2 separate regions of the Homo sapiens genome follow, and region 1 is linked to region 2. The links are chromatin loops, found by intact Hi-C in ENCODE. Cell type or tissue: mammary epithelial cell. All regions are shown on one strand. Links, peaks and the distances in the headings refer to the core of each region. The heading gives the core; the rest is flanking DNA.

What was found. Hi-C counts contacts between places; a loop is a spot of excess contacts. Peaks named below come from ENCODE experiments on the same cell type or tissue, not always from the same donor. Only the 100,000 strongest peaks of a DNase experiment are listed, where the experiment ranks them.
Region 1: it touches region 2 in a loop (19-fold over the local background); 2 of 110 quality-filtered maps call a loop at or near these places.

The regions. Positions count from the first base shown.
Region 1 is chr16:25,133,345-25,138,344 of GRCh38, reverse strand. All of the region lies in intron 3 of LCMT1 (leucine carboxyl methyltransferase 1), which reads right to left. Among named protein-coding and RNA genes, the nearest start is that of LCMT1-AS2, 13 kb to the left of the region's middle. In mammary epithelial cell, for the core only: a CTCF peak has its summit at 2,602 (motif pointing right); no DNase peak of the experiment used is centred there.
Region 2 is chr16:24,825,261-24,842,025 of GRCh38, reverse strand. TNRC6A (trinucleotide repeat containing adaptor 6A) reads right to left here. Exons shown (of 25, transcript NM_014494.4): 25 at 15,808-16,765. Among named protein-coding and RNA genes, the nearest start is that of SLC5A11, 12 kb to the left of the region's middle. RefSeq lists an enhancer at 7,224-7,518. In mammary epithelial cell, for the core only: a CTCF peak has its summit at 7,381; no DNase peak of the experiment used is centred there.

The sequences.
Region 1 (5,000 bases), core at 1-5,000, 300 kb before region 2:
GCTCTGTCACCTCCAGCCCAGACTGTCCCAGCACCCCCTCTGGTGTCTCAAAGCTGCACGCTGCTGTGTACTGCACTATCTACTGCAGGTGGCCTTCTGCAGCTCTGCACACTGCTAAAACTCAGCAAGAAACAAGGCACTCTATAGCCTGGCCCACCTGCCCAGCCTCTCCCCCTCTCCACTTATCCCAGAAATACAGAACTACTTTTTTAAAACAAAGAAGACTGCTGACATCCAGAACCTGGTGATGGCTTCGCTGGTAGAGGATGGGATGGAGGAAAAGGAAAGTTAGGGTGACACCTTGTTTCTGACTGGAGCAACTGGGCAGGTAAGAGAACCATTCATGGAGACAGTAACAAGAGATGGAGCACAGGTATAGAGGGACAGATGAATCCCGGGGGGGTGAGTGCGGCATAGCAGACCTCCTGTGGACAGCATGATGGGGGCAGAAATCACCAGTAACCATATCCTAGTAGGTGAATGACCCTTAAGAGCAAACATCAGGGCTGAAAGATACAGCACCCTCCCACATAAAGACCAGTCCTCTGCTGGAATCCCAGGGGACCCAGGCTGGGATTTATCTTTTTAAAACAAAAAAGGACGCCAAGTACAGTGGCTCACACCTGTAATCCCAGCACTTTGGGAGGCCCAGGCAGGAGGAGTGCGTGAGCCCAGAAGTTCGAGACCAGCCTGGGCAACACAGCAAGACCCTATCTCTACCAAAAATACAAATTAGCCAGGCATGGTGGCTTGCACCTGTAGTCCCCAGCTACTTGGAAGGCTGAGTTAGGAAGATGGCTTGAGCCTGGGAGGAGGAGGCTACAGTGAGCTGAGATCATATCACTGCACTCCAGCCTGGGAGACCGAGCCAGATCCTGTCACAAAAGAAAAAAAAAGAAAAAGCCATCCAAGGAGACTTGGGCTCATGAATCTGAGCTGATCACACTTAGAGGTATAGCCCATGCCTGCTGGGTAGGGTTATGCAGAAGCTATTTCAAGATACTTGAGGGGGGCCAGGTGCAGTGGCTCACGCCTGTAATCCCAGCACTTTGGGAGCCTGAGGCAGGTGGATCACCTGAGGTCAGGAGTTCGAGACCAGCCTGGCCAACACTGAAACCCTGTCTCTACTAAAAATACAAACTATTAGCTGGGCATGGTGGTAGGTGCCTGTAATCCCAGCTACTCGGGAGGCTGAGGCAGGAGAATTGGTATGGGTAGGGGGATATGGAAATAACTTTCACTAGGAATTTCAATTTCTACAACACCTTTTAAGAACTTTTACTGACAGCATATGGGAAGTTAAGGATCACCTAAAATTCCAGAAGACAATGAGAACAATTAAAGGTATATAAATGAAAGACAGCATAGTGCCCTGCAGCTCTTATGGGACTTCTTCCTTTTTAAAGAGCTTTCCCATGCATTAGAACCTTGTAAAACTTCTGAATAAGAAGTCAGAGCAGAGAAAGCTTACAAAAGGCACACCCGGAGCGCTTAAGAAAGACATCCTGTGGGGCGCGGTGGCTCACATCTGTAATCCCTGCACTTTAGGAGGCTGAGGGTGGTGGATCACTTGAGGCCAGGAGTTCAAGACCAGCCCGGCCAACATGGTAAAACCCCATCTCTACAAAATAGCCAGGCACGGTGGTGCGCATCTGTAATCCCAGCTACTCGGAAGGCTGAGGCAGGAGAATCGCTTGAACCTTGGAGGCAGAGGTTACAGTGAGCTGAGATCACACCACTGCACTGCAGCCTGGGCAACAGAGTGAGACTCTGACGGGTTGATGGGTGCAGTAAACCACCATGGCATGTGTGTACCTATGTAACAAACCTGCACATTCTGCACATGTACCCCAGAACTTAAAAAAAAAAAAAAGATATCCTGTTTCTTGAGAAAGGGGCAAAATGGCTGTGACAAGTGATGCTTCAACTTCTTCTTCTGTGATTCTTGATGGCCCTTTTGATATTTCACTCCAAATAGCCTGCATGCAACTGACTGGTATGGAAGACACCGAGACTGGGAACAGCTGCCACAGGGCAGGAGGAATGGGGCACCCAAAGGGGACTCGACATGGCTGACCACCTCACAGACTGCCAAAATTGACCCTGCTTCCCTCCACAGGGAGATGGAGAAAAGTAGGCTGTAGGGATCCATTGGTTCCATGGAAACAGAATTCTGGAGACACCAAGAAATGGAGGCCCCTTAAAGGGTTTCACTCACCCATTATTCCTTTCCTTTTTTTTTTTTTTTTTTTTTGAGACAGCATCTCGCTTGGACACCCAGGCTAGAGTGCAGTGGCACGATCTTGGCTCACTACAGTCTCGACCTCCGGGGCTCAGGTGATCCTCCCACCTCCACCTCCCAAGTAGCTGGGACCACAGGTGTGCACCACCATGCCTGGCTGATTTTTTTATTTTTTGTAGAGATGGGGTTTTGTCATGATGCCCAGGCTGGTCTCAAACTCCTGAGCTCAAGCAATTCAACCACCTCGGCATCCCAAAGTGCTGGGATTACAGGCGTGACCAACTGCACCTGGCCCCTTTATTCCTTTTTTGTGACAAGACTAACTCTTCTTTGTCCTGTTCCTGCTCACTGCCAGCAGATGGGAGTCTTTAACTGTACAGTCTTGGGCTCCTGAGATTTTATGGAATAAGCTCACACCCATGACTCACAGCTAAACCTCTGCTGGTGCAACCTAGGAACCATTCCGGCTGGAAGGTGCATGAGACACTAAGACCCACAGACAATGTTTTCGCTACACTTTTAGAGACACACACATACCTCTAAAACAGAGATTGGCAAACTGCTTCTGTAAAGAGCCAGAAAGTAAATATTTTAGCCTTTGCAGGCCAGATGGTCTCTGTTGTAACTACTCAACTCTGCTGTTATAATTGTCATATGGCTGCTGAAGCACAATATGCAAACAAATGGGAGTGGCTGCCTTCCAATAAAACTTTATTTACAAAAACAGGCTGTGGGCCAGATTTGGCCCTGGGCTACAGTTTGTAACACCTGCTCTAAAAAAGCAAACAAATGTTATATATATATATATAGATATATATTTTAAAAGAAACTTCAGACCAAAAAAAGGCCTTCAGCCCAATATAATTACCAATCAAAACCAAAACATTTCCACAAAGAACTTTCAGACACTATACAGTCTTCCTTCCTCACTACTGACTGACTGCCTTTTTCTTAGGAGGGGTACGTAAGCCTCAGGTTACTTTGCTCATAAATAAGAGGCTCAGATTTATTAATTATTAATCCATCTACAAGACGGGAGAAAAAAAACAAATTGCGTGACAAGTCAACGGGGTCTCAGGTCCAATGGCAGGATCTCTCCAGCGGCCTGTTAACACTGACATAGCACATTCTCTCACACTGTACTGTGCTCTGGTTCCTCACACCACACCATGGGACAACTCATTACAAAAACACAACAGGTCAGCCGAGCATAGTGGCTCATACCCATAATCTCAGCACTTTGGGAGGCTAAGGCAGGTGGACCACTTGAGGCCAGGAGTTCAAGACCAGCCTGGCCAACACAGTAAAATGCTAGCTCTACTAAAAATACAAAAATTAGCTGTGCATGGTGGTGAACGCCTGTAATCCCAACTACTGGGGAGGCTGAGACAGGAGAATTGCTTCAACCCGGGAGGTGGAGGTTGCTGTGAGCCAAGATCACACCATGGCATTCCAGCCTGGGTGAGAGAGTGAGTAAGACTCTGTCTCAAAAATAACAATGACGGAAAAACAAAGATACAACAGATCTACAGAAAAGGGAAGGTCACCCTCCTGAAAAACCACAGAGGCTGTGTGCAGGGGAAAGAGGAAGAAATCCGGAGTTTAATGGGCAGATAACAATGCTTGATCCCTGCCCCAGAGCCTCTGGCTGCAGGATCCTGGAAGACAATCTTGCAGTCTCATTTCCCTCATCTGTGTAAAACACCCTTACAGAGTTCTCGTGTTAATTCATGAGGTCATATATGTAAAAACACTTCATGATGTTAGTGATTATATCTTGAGAAGAGAATGCAGAGGCAAAGAAATACCCACACTCTGTTGAAGTCACTGATTTCTCACTTCAATAAGAGAAGGGTTGAGAGCTCTGATGACCAAAGACCTTCATATCAGGTGAACTGATTAGGGGACAAAACAGATAAGTGGGTCTTGGTCAACATCCGCAAAAAATCTGGAGAAATGCACGTTCCCATTACTGTCACATGACGGACCTGACAGAAGAACCAAGCAAAATCTGTACAAACCTACAAAAAAAAAATGCAATTAGTGAGGACTTTTTTTTTTTTTTTTTTTAAGAGACGAAGTCTCACTCGTCGCCCAGGCTGGAGTGCGGTGGCATGATCTCGACTCACTGCAACCACAATCTCCTGGGTTCAAGCAATTCTCCTGCCTCAGCCTCCCATGTAGCTAGGATTACGGGTGCCCACCACCACACCCAGCTAATTTCTGTTTTTAACAGAGACAGGGTTTCACCATGTTGGCCAGGCTGGTCTCTAACTCCTGACCTCAAGTGATCTGCCCACCTCAGCCTCCCAAAGTGCTGGGATTACAAGTGTGAGCCACCATGCCCGGCCAATTAGTGAGGACTTTGTAGGGAAACGGTTTGGCTATTAAAATCTAAGCCCAGGAGGCCAGGCACGGTGGCTCACGCCTGTAATCCCAGCACTTTGGGAGGCCGAGGTAGGCAGATCACAAGGTCAGAAGATTGTGAGCAGCCTGGCCAACACGGTGAAACCCCGTCTCTACTAAAAATACAAAAATTAGCCAGACATGGTGGTGTGCACCTGTAGTCCAAGCTATTCAGGAGGCTAAGGCAGGAGAATCGCTTGAACCCGGGAGGTGGAGGCTGCAGTGAGCCAAGATTGTGGCATTGTACTCCAGCCTGGGCAACAGAGGAGCAAGACTGTCTCAAAAAAAAAAAAAAAAAAAAAAAAAAAAAACCTAAGCCCAGGAGCCAAAGACCACACTCCAGTTTTCTTTC
Region 2 (16,765 bases), core at 5,210-10,209:
AATTCATACAGAGCAAATACACTGAGCAAATACAGTTATTGCGAGTCTGTCTCCCAGATTTTAGTTCCAGCCCATTGTCACCACGTAAGAACGTGGGTCTTATGTTGCCAGCATTCCTTTTGCAAGAGAAATCTAAGTCTGGGTTTTTTTTGTTTTTGTTTTTGTTTTTAATAGAAACTCTGATGACTTGTAAGGTTTGGTAAATTCAAAAGCAACAAAATAGCTAAAATGCGGGGTGTGTCAAATGATGCACGGGGCTCTGTTTGGAATCTGTATTCCTGGGTCGCATGTTCTCCTAGAGGGCTCAAGATGTGATTTCTTCCTAGATTTTCTGCAGACTTTTAATAACACACCTTTGCCTACCCACATCCCTAACAACTCAAATGTTGCTATTTGTTGCAAGAATTGAAAAGAGCAAATCCTCAAAACTGAAATAAGCTTTTCTAGGCAACATGCAAGCCTGGGAGAAAGAGTCCCTGTTAAGACAAGATACATTTGTTGACTTAGCAACAGTGAGCCCTTGGGCAAGTCTCAGTCTCTCTGAGCAATCAGTTTCCTCCCTAGCTCTCCCAAAATCCCCTAAGTTAACCATGAGCTGCCTACCTGGCATTTAGTTGACTCTGAGGATTTCAAGGCTTATTCTTGCTCTTTAGTGTGGCTTCAAAGAGGGAAAACTACAGTTTTTCTCTCTCTCTCTCCCTCTCTCTCTCTCTCTCTGGTTTTGTTTCTATCTCCCAAGAGTCACGGTTCTCACAAACCTGGCTTGCTTTTCATCCACAGTAGCTGCAGGAGACTGTGTGGGTTAAGAACCCAGAGATGGGGCTGGGCATGGTGTCTGACACCTGTAATCCCAGCATTGTGGGAGGCCGAGGTGGGCAGATCACTTGGGCCCACGAGTTTGAAACCAGCCTAGGCACCATGGTGAAACCCTGTCTCTACAAAAATTAGGAAAAAAAAAAAAAAAAAAAAACTGGGTGTGGTGGTGTGCACCTGTAGTCCCAGCTACGCAGGAGGCTGAGGAGGCAGGATCACTTGAACCCAGGAGGTCGAGGCTGCTCCTCCCCCTCCCCCTCCCCCTCCTCCCCTCCTCCTCCTCCTCTTTTCTCTTCTCCTTTTCCTTCTCCTTCTCCTTCTTCTTTTCTTGTTTGTTATTTTTTCCAGGCTGGAGTGCAGTGGCACAATCTCGGCTCACTGCAACCTCCGCCTCCTGGGTTCAAGCGATTCTCCTGCCTCAGCCTCCCAAGTAGCTGGGAGTGTAGGCACCTGCCATCATGCCCTGCTAATTTTTGTATTTTTAGTAGAGACAGGGTTTCACCATGTTGGCCAGGCTAGTCTCAAACTCCTGACCTCAGGTGATTTGCCCGCCTTGGCCTCCCAAAGTGCTGGGATAACAGGCATGAGCCACTGTGCCAGCCCACTTCTTAATACTAAGGTTTTTTTTTCTCTATTCATGAAAGTCCAGTGTAGTTTTCCAGAGACTAAGTGGCATGAGATGTAGTAACAGACTGAATATAGAAACAAATATGAGATTCCAGCTGTCTTCTCTTAAACTGGGCATTAAAAAGATTTGTAAAAACATAAAACGATGCCACTGTTTCCAATAAATCTTTTGGGAAAATATGGGATTTTTAAAAAATAAAAAATTATTTAACATGCAGTGGATTTATTATTCTTTAAAAAAGCAGTACGTGGGCCAGGCATGGTGGCTCACGCCTGTATCCCAGCACTTTGGGGGGCAGACCACCTGAGGTCAGGAGTTTAAGACCAGCCTGGCCAACATGGTGAAAACCCATCTCTACTAAAAATACAAAAATTAGCCAGGCGTGGTGGTGCGCACCTGTAATCCCAGCTACTTGGGAGGCTGAAAAATCACTTGAACCCAGGAGGTGGAGGTTGCGGTGAGCCAAGATCGTGCCACTGCACTCCAGCCTGGGCAACATTAGGAGACTCCATCTCAAAAAAAAAAAAAAAAAAAAAAAAAGCAGTACATATTTATAATTGTTTATTAATTTAAATGTCTGATATGATAAATATCTATAGCTATCATCCACATAACAAAAGGTCCTTGGAGTCCTTGGTGTTAAGAGGTCTGTGACCAGTTTTAGAACTTGTGCTCTATGGCCAACTTGTATGAGCCTGTGTACCTAGGAAAACTCTTGTAAACATTATGTCTAAACCGAAAGCCACATAATCGGTTAAAAGGTGTCTTCTGATGAAAATAGACCCTTACCGGAAAGCCTATTTATGGCAGTAGATTCTGTTGGGGTACAAGCTGTTTATATCTCAATAAACCTTGCCAGTTAGTGCATAGTACATAGTAGATTGTTAATGAATCAACAAGGTCTTTAAAAATTAATCATTAAACACTTTAACAGTAGGTCAACCATGGCAGAGAGGTTAAAATTTGGAGTGTGACTTCAAGACACTTGGAGATTACTGGAGTGGAACAAGATCCCGTGGAAGCCTGTTGACCAAAAACTTCCAGCAGCACAAATCTGGGTTATAGCAGGTGACTTTACTGATAACCCACTGTCATGGGCATTTGTGGCAAGTTCCAGCGCGGGGGCAGTTGCATGGCATGTAGGTAAGTACCTGGGCTCTGCCTTCAGTGTTTAGCTAAATCCTGGCTCTACTGACTTCGTGACTTATGGTAAGTATCCCCATTCACTGCCCTGTGTGTCAGTCTACCCATTTGTCAAATAATTAGGGCTGCTATAAGGATTAAATAAAATAATGCTCTGGGGTGGGAAATGGCCAGCAAAACCTGCCCTCCTCCCTTCCTGGGCACAAGGCTGATTGCACTGGGCAGCCCCGATTTGTGTCTAGCTGTGGCTAACTCTTGCCAGTGGAATGAAAGGGACTGTGATTCACACAATTTCTGCCTCCCGTGATTAAGAGGGAGCTCCCTGCCCTTGTCTTCCCCTCCTTTCTGACTTCTTTTTGGTCAGGATGGTGACTGAGTCCCCTTGCAGGCTGTGTGTAAGGAAAACAGTAGAGCTGCTAGCAGCCTGGGTTCCTGTTGGAACAGAGAAGCCACTGACTTGGAGCCTCCCCGTGGACCGAGACATGGAACAGAATGAATTTCCTTATTTTAGCCGTGTTATTGCTGAGTCACTTGTTACAACAGTGCAGGCTTTCACCCTAAAACATTCATGCACATTGTTTCCAAGTGTGGCTGCTCATGATAAGGGCTGGGTAAACTTTGCTATTAGGACCCTGCTGTCTTGCTCTAGAAGGATACAGCTACTCCAGTCTCAGCACAGGAAAGACACACAGAACACCTTTTTTTTTTTCTTAAGATAGGGTCTCATTCTGTAGCCCAGGCTGGAGTGCAGTGGCACAATCTTGGCTCACTGCAACCTCTGCCTCTTGGGTTAAGCAATTCTCCTGCCTCAGTCCCCTAAGTAGCTGGGATTACAGGTACACATCACCACACTGGCTAATATTTGTGTCTTTAGTAGAGCAGGGGTTTCACCATGTTGGTCAGGCTGGTCTCGAACTCCCGACCTCAAGTGATCTGCCCACCTCAGCCTCCCAAAGTGCTGGGATTACAGGCATGGACCACCACGCCCAGCCACACAGAACATATTCTGACTCTTTTGCAGCATTGCAGAGACACACGCTTTGTCTTTAGACTTCACGGCTCAGTAGGTGTGTGACGTGGGCAAGTTACTTCACCTCTGCAAATCTGCTTCATTATCCGCTAAACGAGGGAGAAATAACAACACCTCCTTCACAGAATAGTGGCGAGCCTTCAATGAGGTAACACCTGTAAACTGTTGAGCTTTCTTCCGTAAGTGCTAAATAACTGTGTGCTACTATTTTAATGACCATCTTCCGTATTCCTAGTAGGGAGCAGATCATAAATTGCCACCTGTTGAAGTTGTTCTGAATCCGGGGTTGGTCGCTGCATCTTGCAGGTGTTTTGCCCAGCAGGATGATCACCTGATAGTGAAAAGCATCTGGTTTTCAGTCCCAGGGCCTTCCTGTCCCCACATAGCCAAAGCCCACGGGGAGTTAGAATAAAACAGAGAAGGCAGATATGGGACCTGTTGGCTACACCTTAGGAAATGTCTGTTCTCATGGTGTCTGTTGATGTGGCTACAGCCTAGACCTTAATGCAAGCCTGGCTCTAAGAAGCAAATTGTCTTGATTGTTTTTTTTTTTGTTTTTTGTTTTTTTTGTTTCGTTTTTGAGACGGAGTCTTGCTCTGTTGCCCAGGATGGAGGGCAGTGGCGCGATCTCTGCTCATTGCAATCTCTGCCTCCCGGGTTCAAGCGATTCTCCTGCCTCAGCCTCCCGAGTAGCTGGAATTACAGGTGCCCCCTAACACGCCTGGGTAATTTTTGTATTTTTAGTAGAGATGGGGTTTCACCATGTTGGCCAGGCTGGTCCCAAACTTCTGGCCTCAGGTAATCCACCCACCTAGGCCTCCCAAAGTGCTGGGATTACAGGTGTGAGCCACCGCGCCCAGCCCTGATTGTTTCTGTTTGTTTGTTTTGAGACAGGATCTTGCTCTGTCACCCAGGCTGGAGTGCAGTGGCATGCTCACAGCTCACTGCAGTCTCGACCTCCTGGGCTCAAGCGATCCTCCTGCTTTAGCTTCCTGAGTAGCTGAGACTATAGGTGTGCGCCAACTCACTTGACTAGTTTTTTAATTTTTTTGTAGAGACAGGTTCTATGTTGCGTAGGCTGGTCTCAAGCTCCTGGGCTTAAACGATCCACCCGCCTCGGCCTCCCAAAGTGCTGGGATTACAGGCCTGAGCCACAATGCCCAACCTCAAATATTTCATGGGTTACATATTATATCATCGTCTCTAATGTCGTCTAAATTCTACAACTTTCATTATCATAATCACCCACATCCATAATAAATAGTAGAGGGGAGGCTTTAGTGACATTCCATTGACTAAAGCAAAGGCGAGCAAACCATTCTCTCCATCTGCCAGGCCGGATCTGGCCCACTGCTTGTTTTTATCAATAAAGTTTTATTGGAACACATCCATGTTCATTTGTTTACCTGTCATCTCTGGCTCTTTTTGTGCAACAATGGTAGAGCTGAATACCTGTGACAGAGACCACATGGCCTGCAAAGCCTAAAATATTTACTACCTGGCCCTTTACAGAAAATACTGCCCTTTGACCCATAGCGTCTCCCTGTGAGGTACCGTCTCCAGAGTCCAGGGAACTGGAAGGAAAAACCTTCAAACTCTCCCATTCCCATTCCCACTCAGAAGTTGCTAAAACCCTCCAGGAAGAAACGTGAATTCAAAGCAACTGTCTGCTAACAAAGGTAAATCCTTCTCTGGAGCCCTCCAGCTTGACTAACAGCCCATTTGCCATCAACCTGGTTATTATGAGAATTTCAATTAAATATAATCCTTCTTCTCTCTCTCTCTTTTTTTTTTTTTTTTTGAGACAGAATCTCACTCTGTTGCCCAGGCTGGAGTGCAGTGGCACCATCTCGGCTCACTGCAACCTCTGCCTCACGAGTTCAAGTGATTCTCATGCCTCAGCCTCCGAGTAGCTGGGATTACAGGTGCACACCACCAAGCCCAGCTAATAAATATAATTCTTCTATGTGTGTGTCTAAACTACTGAGAAAAAGCACAAACAGGACAGAATTGTGAACAAAGCACTCTCTTGAGGCTTTTCTCTGTTAGATACTTTCAAACGTAAAAAACAGGCCAGGCGCAGTGGCTCACGCCTGTAATCCCAGTCCTTTGGGAGGCCAAGGCGGATGGATCGCTTGAGGTCGGAAGTTCGAGACCAGCCTGATCAACATGGAGAAACCCCATTTCTACTAAAAATACAAAATTAACCATTGCACTCCAGCCTGGGCAACAAGAGTGAAACTCTGTCTCAAAAAAAAAAAAAAAATTCCAAAATAATTTTGCCAAGGGAAGAAGCCAGACACACAAAAAGTACATACTCTGATTCATTTACATACAAATGTAGAATCCGGGAACAAATTTCTTGTGATGGATATATGTTTGCCTGGGGATGGGAAAGGCAGGAGGGAGGGGTCACAGAGGGGAAGAAGGAAATTTCTCGGGGCGATGGTGATATGGTTTGGCTGTGTCCCCACCCAAATCTCATCTTGAATTGTAGCTCTCATAACTCCCATGTGCTGTGGGAGGGACCTGGTGGGAGATAATCGAATCACAGGGGCAGTTTCCTCCATACTGTTCTCGAGGTGGTGAATAAGTCTCACGAGATCTAATGATTTTATATGGTTCCCCCTTTCACTGTGTTCTCATTCTTTGCCGGCCGCCATGTAAGATGTCTCTGTGCTCTTCTGCCATGATTGTGAGGCCTCCCCAGCCATGTGGAACTGTGAGTCCATTAAACCTGTTTCCTTTATAAACTACCCAGTCTCGGGTATGTCTTTATCAGCAGTGTGCAAATGGACTAATACAGATGGGTATGTTCGTTCTCCTGTAATGGTTTCATCGGTTATGCCTGTGTCAAAACTCTTCAAATTGTACATGTATGTGTAGTTTATCATGTCATTTCTACCTCAACAAAGTTGTTTTAAGGAATCATAAAAGTCTTTATATAAATGGGTTCTTATGGAAAAACATGGACCAACATTACATGAAAGAAGCCGTGGTTGAAGTTGAGATGGAGGATTAGGGGCTGGAGGGAATTTCTTGGCTTCTGTGGGCTTCCATGAAATTGTGAATGCACTACAGATTATAACGGTGGTGTGGCAGTATTTGAGTGTCTTGGTTCCCCTTATAAGTACTTTTTTTTTTTTTTTTTGAAAGAGTCAGGGTCTTGCTCTGTTGCCCAGGCTGTAGTGCAGTGGCAAAATCATAGCTCACTGCAGCCTTGACCTCCCAGACTCAAGCCATCCTCCCACCTCATCCTCCCAAGTATCTTGGACTATAGGTGTGCACCACCACATCTGGCTAATTTTTGTAGTTTTTGTAGAGATGGGGATCTCACTCTGTTGCCCAGGCTGATCTCTAACTCCTGGACTCAAGCAATCCTCCTGCCTTGACCTCCGAAAGTGCTGGAATTACAGGTGTGAGCCACTGTGCCCAACTTCAAGTACATTCCTATATTTAAATGCGTATGTATTTCTTCATGGAGCTAAATATCGGCACTCTGTTTCTGCTATTCAGTGTTAAAATGTCTGGAATGTACTCCTGGATTCAGCCATTCCGCAGATATTTCTTAAGTGCAAATGTGTGCCAGGCAGTGTTCTAAGCTCTGGGGGTTAAACAGAAAGTGTGGCAGGTCTATCCTCACTCTTGGGTCTTCATTCTCACTCTCTAGGGGCTTCTTCTCCCAGCCTAAGATCACACTGCAGTGTTTCTCAAACTATGAACTAGAGCTACACACAAAGGCTTTTCTGACCTCTGTCTCCCTCTAGCTGCTGCACTGGCTTCCCTTCTTTCCCTCCACTGATCAGTTCCTGACAGTTTACACTTGCCACTCCCTGTGGGGCGCACCCGACCTCCTTGCAGGGTGGAGGCATTCACTGCCTGACTGCTGGGAGAGTGTGGCAGCCAGCTCCCAGCTGAGTCTCCCCAAAAGGAATTGTCCTTAGCCAGAGGAAGGACAATTCCCCTAAATCCACAGCCTAAATCCAGTGCTTGGTCAGTGGGGTGGTCCCTGTCCTTCCTTGGGTGCAGAGCATATTTGAGGGACATCCCAGCTGCACAGCTCCCTGAGAGGTTGGCTGAGGCCTCTGTTGCGACCTCACTGCAGCTCAACTTCTCCCTCTGCCCTGTCCTGCCTCCCTTCCTCCCTTATCAATGTACTCTGAGGATATTTTCCAATAAGCCACCTCCACTCAGATCTGCACCTCAGAATGTGATTCTTGGGAAATCCAATCTACACCACCACCTTCATCTCCATTATCCATTAACCCCTCACCCCACTGGGACCTGGCGTCTGCCTCTACCCCAAAAATGATCTCCACTGTCACAGAACCATGCATGGCTTTCCCCATAGATTTCTTGACAGGCAGCATTTCAGACCATGGCTTTCTCCTTCCCTGAAATTTCCCCTCTCCCCAGATCTGAGACTCCACTCTCTCATGTTGTCCATGCCCAACCCTCACCTCATCAATGCCTCTTTGAATCTTTGACTCTTCCTGCTCAGATCTCTAGTCTCCTTTCTTCTTCTCAAATTATGATATTTCCTGAGCCCTCATTCTACATGCTTACCCATTTCCATGCCTCAGCCATCACCTGTGATTTACAAACCCCAAATTGATATCTCTATTATTGGTTTCTTCCTTAAACATGCATCTATCCATCCATTTATCCATCCATCCATTTATCCATCCATCCGTCAATCCATGCATCCATCCAACCATCCAGCCATCTATCCATTCATCCATCCATCCATCCATGCATCCGTCCATCCATGCATCCGTCCATCCATCCATCCATCCATCCATCCATGCATCCATCCATCCATCCATCCATCCATCCATCCATCCATCCCTGCATCTGTCCATCCATCCATCCGTCCATCCATCTGTCCAACCATCCATCCATCCATCCGTCCATCTGTCCATCCGTCTGTTCATCTGTCTGTCCATCCATCCATTCATCCATGCATCCAACAAATATTTTCAGTGCTCTGAGCTAGGTGCTAAGGATACAGTGGTGAAAAAATATAGTGTCCTCACCACTTAAAAGCAGCTGTCAACTGGACAGCTCCACTGGGCTGTTTCCCAGGCTCCTTGATACATCATATTGCACACCCACCTGCCACTCCCTGCACCAGGAAACCCACTCTTATCCTCCAGGGTCCTCTCCCTTAGCTAGTAGTGGTTCACCAAGTCAGAAACGTGAGATTGTCCTAGACTCCTCTCCTTCACTCTCCACAGACCCTAGCATCCATCTCATTGGCTCTTCATGCATTTAGCTCTTCCTCGCATCTCTATGCTACAGCCCTGATTCCGGCTTTTATAAATTCTTGTCTCAACTTCCAAATTAGTTTCCCAGCTAGCCTCAAGGCCCAGACCCTTCCAGTTCCTGCTCCACACCCTCCTAGAGGGGTTGGTTAATGTTCGCTCTTCAAGCACGTCACCCACCTTGGATCCCTTTTCTACCCCTCCTGACTGTGCTCGGTGCTCCATGAAGCTGATTGCTGTGGGTTTCAGGTGATATCACCCGGCTCTCCTTGCTTCCTGGCATCCAGTTAGGTTTGACCGTTCAAGCAGGCTGGGCGTGGTGGCTCACGCCTGTAATCCCAGCCCTTTGGGAGGCTGAGGTGGGAGGATCACTTGAGCCTGGGAGGTTGAGGCTGCAGTGAGCTGAGATTGCACCACTGCACTCCAGCTTAGGTGACAGAGTGAGACCCTGTTTCAAAAAAAAAAAAAGACACCTCTTGATAGCCGTTTATATAGATCTATCTCATTGTCTTAGTGGCTAAACATTCCGGCTTCCGGATGAAGTATAGTTTATTTAACTGTTCCCTTCTTAGAACCAGCACTACTAGTTGTTCCCCAATATCCAGTCTCTCCTTCTTCCCCAATAGCAGAAGTGTCACATCTAAGCTGGGGACAAGACATTCAGAATAAAGACTATGAGTTGCAGCCTTCCTGCTCATGTGATTTTCTTCTGCCCAATGGCATGTGAGCATAGCTGGGGGTCATGCCCTTAGTGGGGAGGAGCATGCTCTCCCCATCCCTCTCTTTCTCCACTGGCTGGGATGTGACTGTGGAAGTGAGATATCTGTGCCTCTGCAGATGAAGACAGTGTTGCAATGATGGAAGGCGTCTTGGGTCCTTAAGTAGAGCGAGGATACCAGCCCTGGACTCCTTACAGCCAGACATTCCATGACAACAGGTTGGTCTAACTCCAAAGACCACATTAACCAATAACCAGTAGCAACTTCCGAGGGCAAAGAAAAGCACGTGAAAAGATCTCGTCCTCTGTTATGCTCCCTGACCTCGGACACTCACAACTTTGCCGTTTCTGCACGTTGCCTCAACTGTTATTTACCTAACAGCTTCTTTCAATTTAGCCCTCTTCTAAAATACAACAGAAATGTATTTATTTAAAGGAAAACTAGCTGGGCACGATAGCTCATGTCTAATCCCAGCACTTTGGGAGGCCAAGGTGGAAGGATCGCTTGAGCCCAGGAGTTCGAGAGCAGCCTGGGAAACATAGTGAGATCTCATTTCTACAGGGAAAAAAAAAAATTAGCTGGGCATGGTGGTGTGTGCCTGTGGTCCCAGCTACTCAGGAGGCTGAGGTGACAGGACCTCTTGAGCCCAGGAGGCCGAAGCTACAGTGAGCCATGATCATGCCACTGCACTCCAGCCTGGGGGACAGAGTAAGACCCTGTCTCTAAACAAACAAACAAATAAAAGGAAAACTTGGCAGGACATGGTGGCTCATGACTGTAATCCCAACACTTTGGGAGGCCAAGGCAAGTGGATCACGAGGTCAGGAGTTCAAGACCAGCCTGGCCAAGATGGTGAAACCCTCTCTTTACTAAAAATACAAAAATTAGCTGGGCGCGGCAGCAGACACCCGTAATCCCAGCTACTCGGGAGGCTGAGACAGGAGAGTTGCTTGAACCCTGGGGGCGGAGGTTGCAGTGAGCCAAGATCACACCATTGCACTCCAGCCTTGGCAACAGAGAAGACTCCATCTCAAAAAAAAAAAAAAAAAAAGAAAAAAAAGAAACCTTAACAGACCATTGTTTGCCATATCCAACAGGGAGTGATGAAAAACCCAATAAAACCAAACAATGTTATTAAATCAAAAATTAAAAACAAAATGAAATACAGGTACCTAAAAAATAAGTTCCCAAAGAGAAGAATGGGCCTTTTGTTGCTTATGCAATAACGACCTGTAGTCATTGCTAGTACCCATAACCTTTAACTTTATGCCTGAAAAGTCCATTTTAATCACTTAAGATTTAATCACGTGATCTCATTTTCATCACAGTGACTCTAGAAGATGCAATGATGGCAAGGGGCTTGGGTTCTGGTGCCACAGCAGAACTGGGGCAAAACCCCCCGCAACCTGCACCTTGGGCCTCCCGGGATCAATGGCTAGGCCTCACCACAGCACAGGGTCCTAAAGGGTCTTGGGGTCACTTGCTGAGATGATTTTTTTTTTTAACTTTTTGTTGTCAACTTATTTACTTCTCTGCCAATATTCAAATAGGTAAGCATTCATAAAACAGCAAAAAAAAAAAAAAAAAAAAAAAAAAAAAATTCCTCTAGAACGGCCAAAGAATCTGTTCTACTTTACTTTTTAGAAACCTGGAAACCAGGAGCTCTGGCATTTGTGGAATAGCAGCATTGAAAATATCTACGATAGGCTGGGCTCAGTGGCTCATGCCTGTAATCCCAGCACTTTGGGAGACCGAGGTGGGCGGATCACCTGAGGTCAGGAGTTTGGGACCAGCCTGGCCAACATGGTGAAACCCCGTCTCTACTAAAAATACAAAAATTAGCTGGGTGTGGTGGCGCACACTTGTAATCCCGGCTACTCAGGAGGCTGAGGCAGGAGAATAGCTTGAACCGGGGAGGCGGAGGTTGCAGTGAGCCGAGATCAAGCCACTGTACTCCAGCCTGGGTGACAGAGTGAGACTCCGTCTCAAAAAAATAAAAAATAAAAAAAACCTCCTATATCAAAAATATCATTTGATGATCATTACTACATAAGAGCTTTGTTCACAGTGTTGGGATAATTGCAGATTCACATGTGGTTATAAGGAACAATACAGAGATGTCCTGTACTCTCAACCCAGTTCCCCTCAATAGTCACATCTTGAAAAACTATCATAGTACAATATCACAACCAGGAGACTGACAGTCATCTGGTTCACTGACTGCATTCAGATGTCCCGGGTTTTACTTGTATTCATTGTGTGTGTGTGCGCACACACACGTGTGCACGTGTGCATTTAGACATGAAGCAGGAAAACAAAGTGATAGCAAATTGTAACGTGCTATAAAAAAGTAAAGGTTTTAAAACATGCTGGGGCCCTATTAAATCAGACTGTCTGGGGTGGCGCCTGAGCTTTGGGGTATTTCCAAGTGGTTTTAATAGACAGCCAGGCCTGGGTAGCACGGCCTTAGCCTTGGAGCCCTGCCCTCATTCCTTCTCTGGGGGTCTCACTCTATTGCCCAGGCTGGTCTCTAACTCCTGGGCTCAAGCGATTCTCCTCTCAGCCTCCCAAAGTGCTGGATTACAGCCGACGGCCACCGCACCTGACCCAGTGGTCACCTTTCACTGTCCCCCTTGCCCACTCTGTCTCAGACACCCTGGGCTCCGGGCTGTTACCTGAATTGTCCTTTCCCCAAGCTGGGCTGTTGCTTCCCATCTTTCAGGTGTCTGCTTGGACGCCACCTCCTCAGAAAGGAGTATTTTACGCCAATGCTCAGGCCATCTTTGGTGGGTTCCGAGCAGGGGTGACCAGGGATTGCCAGTGTGCCACGGGGTCCCACTGCCCCCATTCATCTCCCAGCCTCTTGTCTTCACAGTAGTTCTCTGTAGATATGGGGGCAGTGGTTGAGGGGTGCTTTCCACAGAATATGGAGCCAAAGCCTTAAAGCAAGAGCCCCCCCAACCCCCAAACCTCCCAAGGCCCGGGCTCAGCACTCCTGGGGGAGGGAGGGGTCTGTCGGGTACAGGAGAGGATTGATTAGATAAGGCAGAATCGCAAATGCGTAGAGCTCTCCCTCTGCAGTGTCAGTGTCCCTGGAGCACATCTGACCCCATCAGGCAGGAAGTCTCCACATGGTGAGAGCACGACTTTAACCTCTCCTGAACCCTTTCTAACCTCTCTTCTCACCTTTGATAAGTATATCTACCCAGAATGGAATACATTTTGTTTTTATTTCTTGTATAGCTCTCTTTTATATATGGACACTGATTTTCTGTATAAGGTAATGATATCAACTTTCCTTTATAAAGAAATTGGAGGAGTTGATTAAACAATTTTTTTTAAAATTTATTTTTGATCTGAGTGTCTCAGGTTGAACATGTTGCCCAGGTTGGTGTCAGACACCTGGGCTCAAGCAATCCTGCTTCAGCCTCAGGGATTATAGGCTCGTGCCTCTACGCCCCGCAGAAGTTGATTTTATCACTATGAAATCGATAGAAACCCAGGCGGTTCAGGGATGCAGCAACATTGTAACAGTCTATGTACTGGATTCAGGTCTGCAGATTAGGTCCTGGCATCACTTGGTTGGAATTGCAGACTGCTGTCCTGCTCTCCCTGCAGGCTGGAGCGACCTGGAGTCAACTGTTAGCCAGGACAGGGGTCTCCGTGGGCTTCGACAGGGCCCTTGAATTCAAGGCTGGGTCAGCCGGTGGGAGTCATTCTCTTGCCCCTTTGCCGGGGCTCAGCCAATAGGACTCCCTGCCACCTGTCATCTGTCAGCACAGCTCTAAGGAACCTCTTCAGCCCTGCTTCTTAGAGTGGTACTGGGTCCTGACTGCACCCTGCTGTGGTGTGGTTCACCTTCTGGAAGCATCAGACTTTCTGAAGAAAAGCAATTTAAGTGGCTATTTGAAGCCGTATTTTTAGAGGAAAAGATGTGGAGCAGAATGCAACATTCACATTCAGCTTAACCTAAAATTCTTAAGCTTTAAACTCTGCCCCTGGATCCCAGGGGGGTCCGCATGCTGTGTCCTCTAGCTTTGGGGGTATGTTGGTGGACAACTTGAGACACTGTCCACCAGTGCAAATGGCACTGTGGTTTTCTGTTCCTAGGGCCAGGCTGGAAAGCTCTGAAAATAACACTGCACTTGGCAGGGCCAGGCACGGTGGCTCACACCTATAATCCCGACACTTCAGGAGGCCGAGGCAGGCGGATCACTTGAGCCCAGGAGTTCGAGACCAGCCTAGGCGACCTGGTGAAACCCCATCTCTACTAACAACAACAACAACTTAGCTGGGCGTGGTTGCTCATGCCTGTAATCCCAGCACGTTGGGAGGCTGAGGCGGGCGGATCACTTGAGTCCAGCAGTTCGAGACCAGCCTGGGCAACATGATGAAACCCCATTTCTAATAACAAAAAACAAAAACAACAACAGCAACAAAAACTTAGCTGGGCGTGGTGGCTCACGCCTGTAATCCCAGCACGTTGGGAGGCTGAGGCAGGCGGATCACTTGAGACCAGCCTGGGCAACATGGTGAAACCCTGTCTCTACAAAAAATAGCTGGGCGTGGTGGTGCACGCCTGTAGTTCCAGCTACTTGGGAGGCTGAGGTAGATCACTTGAGCCTGGGAGGTTGAGGCTGCAGTGAGCTGAGATTGAGCCACTGCACTCCAGCCTGGGCGACAGAGTGACACTGTCTTAAAACAGAATAAAACTTTTGAAAAAGCACCTGGCATGTAGAGAACCCTTAACACACCAATGCCGTTACCCTCCCTCCCGTTGGACCATGTAAATACCTATTCATGCAAAGTTCCGCCAGGGCTGAAGGCCTGGTCTCTGTCAAGGTCCATATGGGTTCCAGTTCTGGCTTTTGTTCCGAGACACCCCTCTGCACATTTGAAATCAAAGGGTCAGCAGGAAAAGATCTGAACTTTGGAGAAGAGGAAAAACCAATTAAGTCCCAATGCATGGAAACGATGCCTTAGCCAAACGTTAAGATGGTTTGCTCAGTGCAACCTCAATTTGTCATCCCCCCAACTTTTTGAGACTGGGTCTCACTATATTGCCCAGGCTGGCCTCGAACTCCTGAGCTCAAGTGATCCTCCTGCCTCGGCCTCCCAAAGTGCTAGGATGACAGGCATGAGGCCACCATGCTTGGCCATCCCTCAGTCTTGATGCAAATACTCCCCCTTCATCTCAGTCCCTACCTTCATGCCATTCAACCTGAATTTGATCCTCTGGGTCAAGGGCCCCAATTTGACCTTGTCGTCATTCCCCGGTTCATCCACCTGCACAAGCCAACAGTGTGGCACTACCACAGTCTCCTGTCCTCAGGTGTCAATAGGTGACAGCTCAGCTATTATTCCTTGCAATATTTATTCAGCCACTATCATCGATCTGAGAAGGTGGATTACAAAGACTAGAGAGAGCCTATTCAGCATGTGGTGGCCTAGCACAGTTCCTTGAAATGATGGAAGGAGCTAATTACTCTTGACTGGGGAAGGAAGTCCAGGGCAAGCTGCCCTCCAGTCTTTGAGGGTGGAAAGCATAGCACCGCAGAGAAGTTGAGGTTCATTAGAGCTGGGAACACACCCAGGGGAGCAGAGCAAGGAGGGATATTTGAAAATGTGTAAATGCCTGAGGCCAGGCGCAGTGGCTCATGCCTGTAATCCCAGCACTTTGGGAGGCTGAGATGGGCAGATCGCTTGAGCTTTGGAATTTGAGACCAGCCTGAGCAACACAGTGAAACCCCATTTCTATTAAAAATACAAAACTTAGCCGGATTCGGTGATAGGTGCCTGTAATCCCAGCTACTTGAGAGGCTGAGGGACGAGAACCGTTTGAGCCTGGGAGGCAGAGGTGACAGTGAACTGATATCCAGAGTGAAACCCTGTCGAAAGAAAAAAAAAAAAAGAAAGAAAAAGAAAGAAAAAAGAAAAAGGAAGAAAGTAGAAAGAGAAAAGGAAAAAAGAAAACAAAGAAAAAACGTGTTAAGTGCCTGTGTTAAAAAGTTTACCCTGACTCTTGGTGGCTCTGCGTGACTAGAAAGCCCCGAGCCATGGGCCCAGCATGGTCAGCTGCAGGTCTGTGCCAGACAAAGGGCAGCATCCAGGCACTGGCAGTCGGGATTAAGACCGAGAAGTAAGGGTGGCTTAGGGAATAGAGCTGTATTTATTTAAGGACTAGGCAAAGATCCAAACCACTTTAAAAAATTTTAAATCAAACACTTTATTTCCACATAACAAGCGCAAAAAACTCCCAAACACTTTAACAATACAATTAACGCAGTTATGAATTATATACTACTCAAAGCCCCAAGGTCAGAAGGTCAATCAGCTTAACGCTCCAAACATTTCCAGACATGGTTTTTCAAAGCTACCTTTGGTTTTTGGAAAAACCAGTATGGAAGTCAATATACATTGAACGCACTGAATAACATTTGCTTATAGTAAGGTGTCCGACAACATTAGCTCACACCTGGCAAGTTGGAGCATGATCTGAAGTCATACACTGAAATCCATACACAGGTTTCGCCCCCGAGCTCCTGCAGGGAGAAGCGAGGGCCGTGAAGGGGGAAGAAAAGGCCAGTCCGGGTGTGGCGTTTCTCGCTTTGTAACAGAGGTATGAGAGTTTAACACTAGTACACTGTCAAGTCATTAAGCTTCATGTTCCACATGGTTTCTTGCTGAGGCTTGAGATGGGCACAAATGGTGGGGAAGATGAAGTCACAGAAGAGTTTTGAGCAACAAGATCCCAAAGATGCTCAGAGAGGGTGGGAAGGAGCAAGCTACAGTTTCCCATTGTTCTCACATTATTTCAGGGTGAAATTGTGATGAGTTCAGATAAAATGTTCAAATATTTGCTTAGATTTTTAATCGGTTGCTCTATGAGAACCCTCATACATAGCAACTTTGAAACTTTCATTATAAAAAAGAGCCTACAAATAAATTCACAAAAAGGAGACAATTAATGTTGAGCAGCCAAAAAGTCATGGTTTATTATATCTGAAGAAATTTCATAATTCAAACACAACCAAACTGTACATTTTACAATCACATTCTATTTGTAAACAGTTAAAAGCCACTGACTTCTTTTGCATCTTAGGACACAAACAGTTAGAATCAAGGCAATGATATGATGGCAAATTCTGTACTGTTAAAATTTTTACCC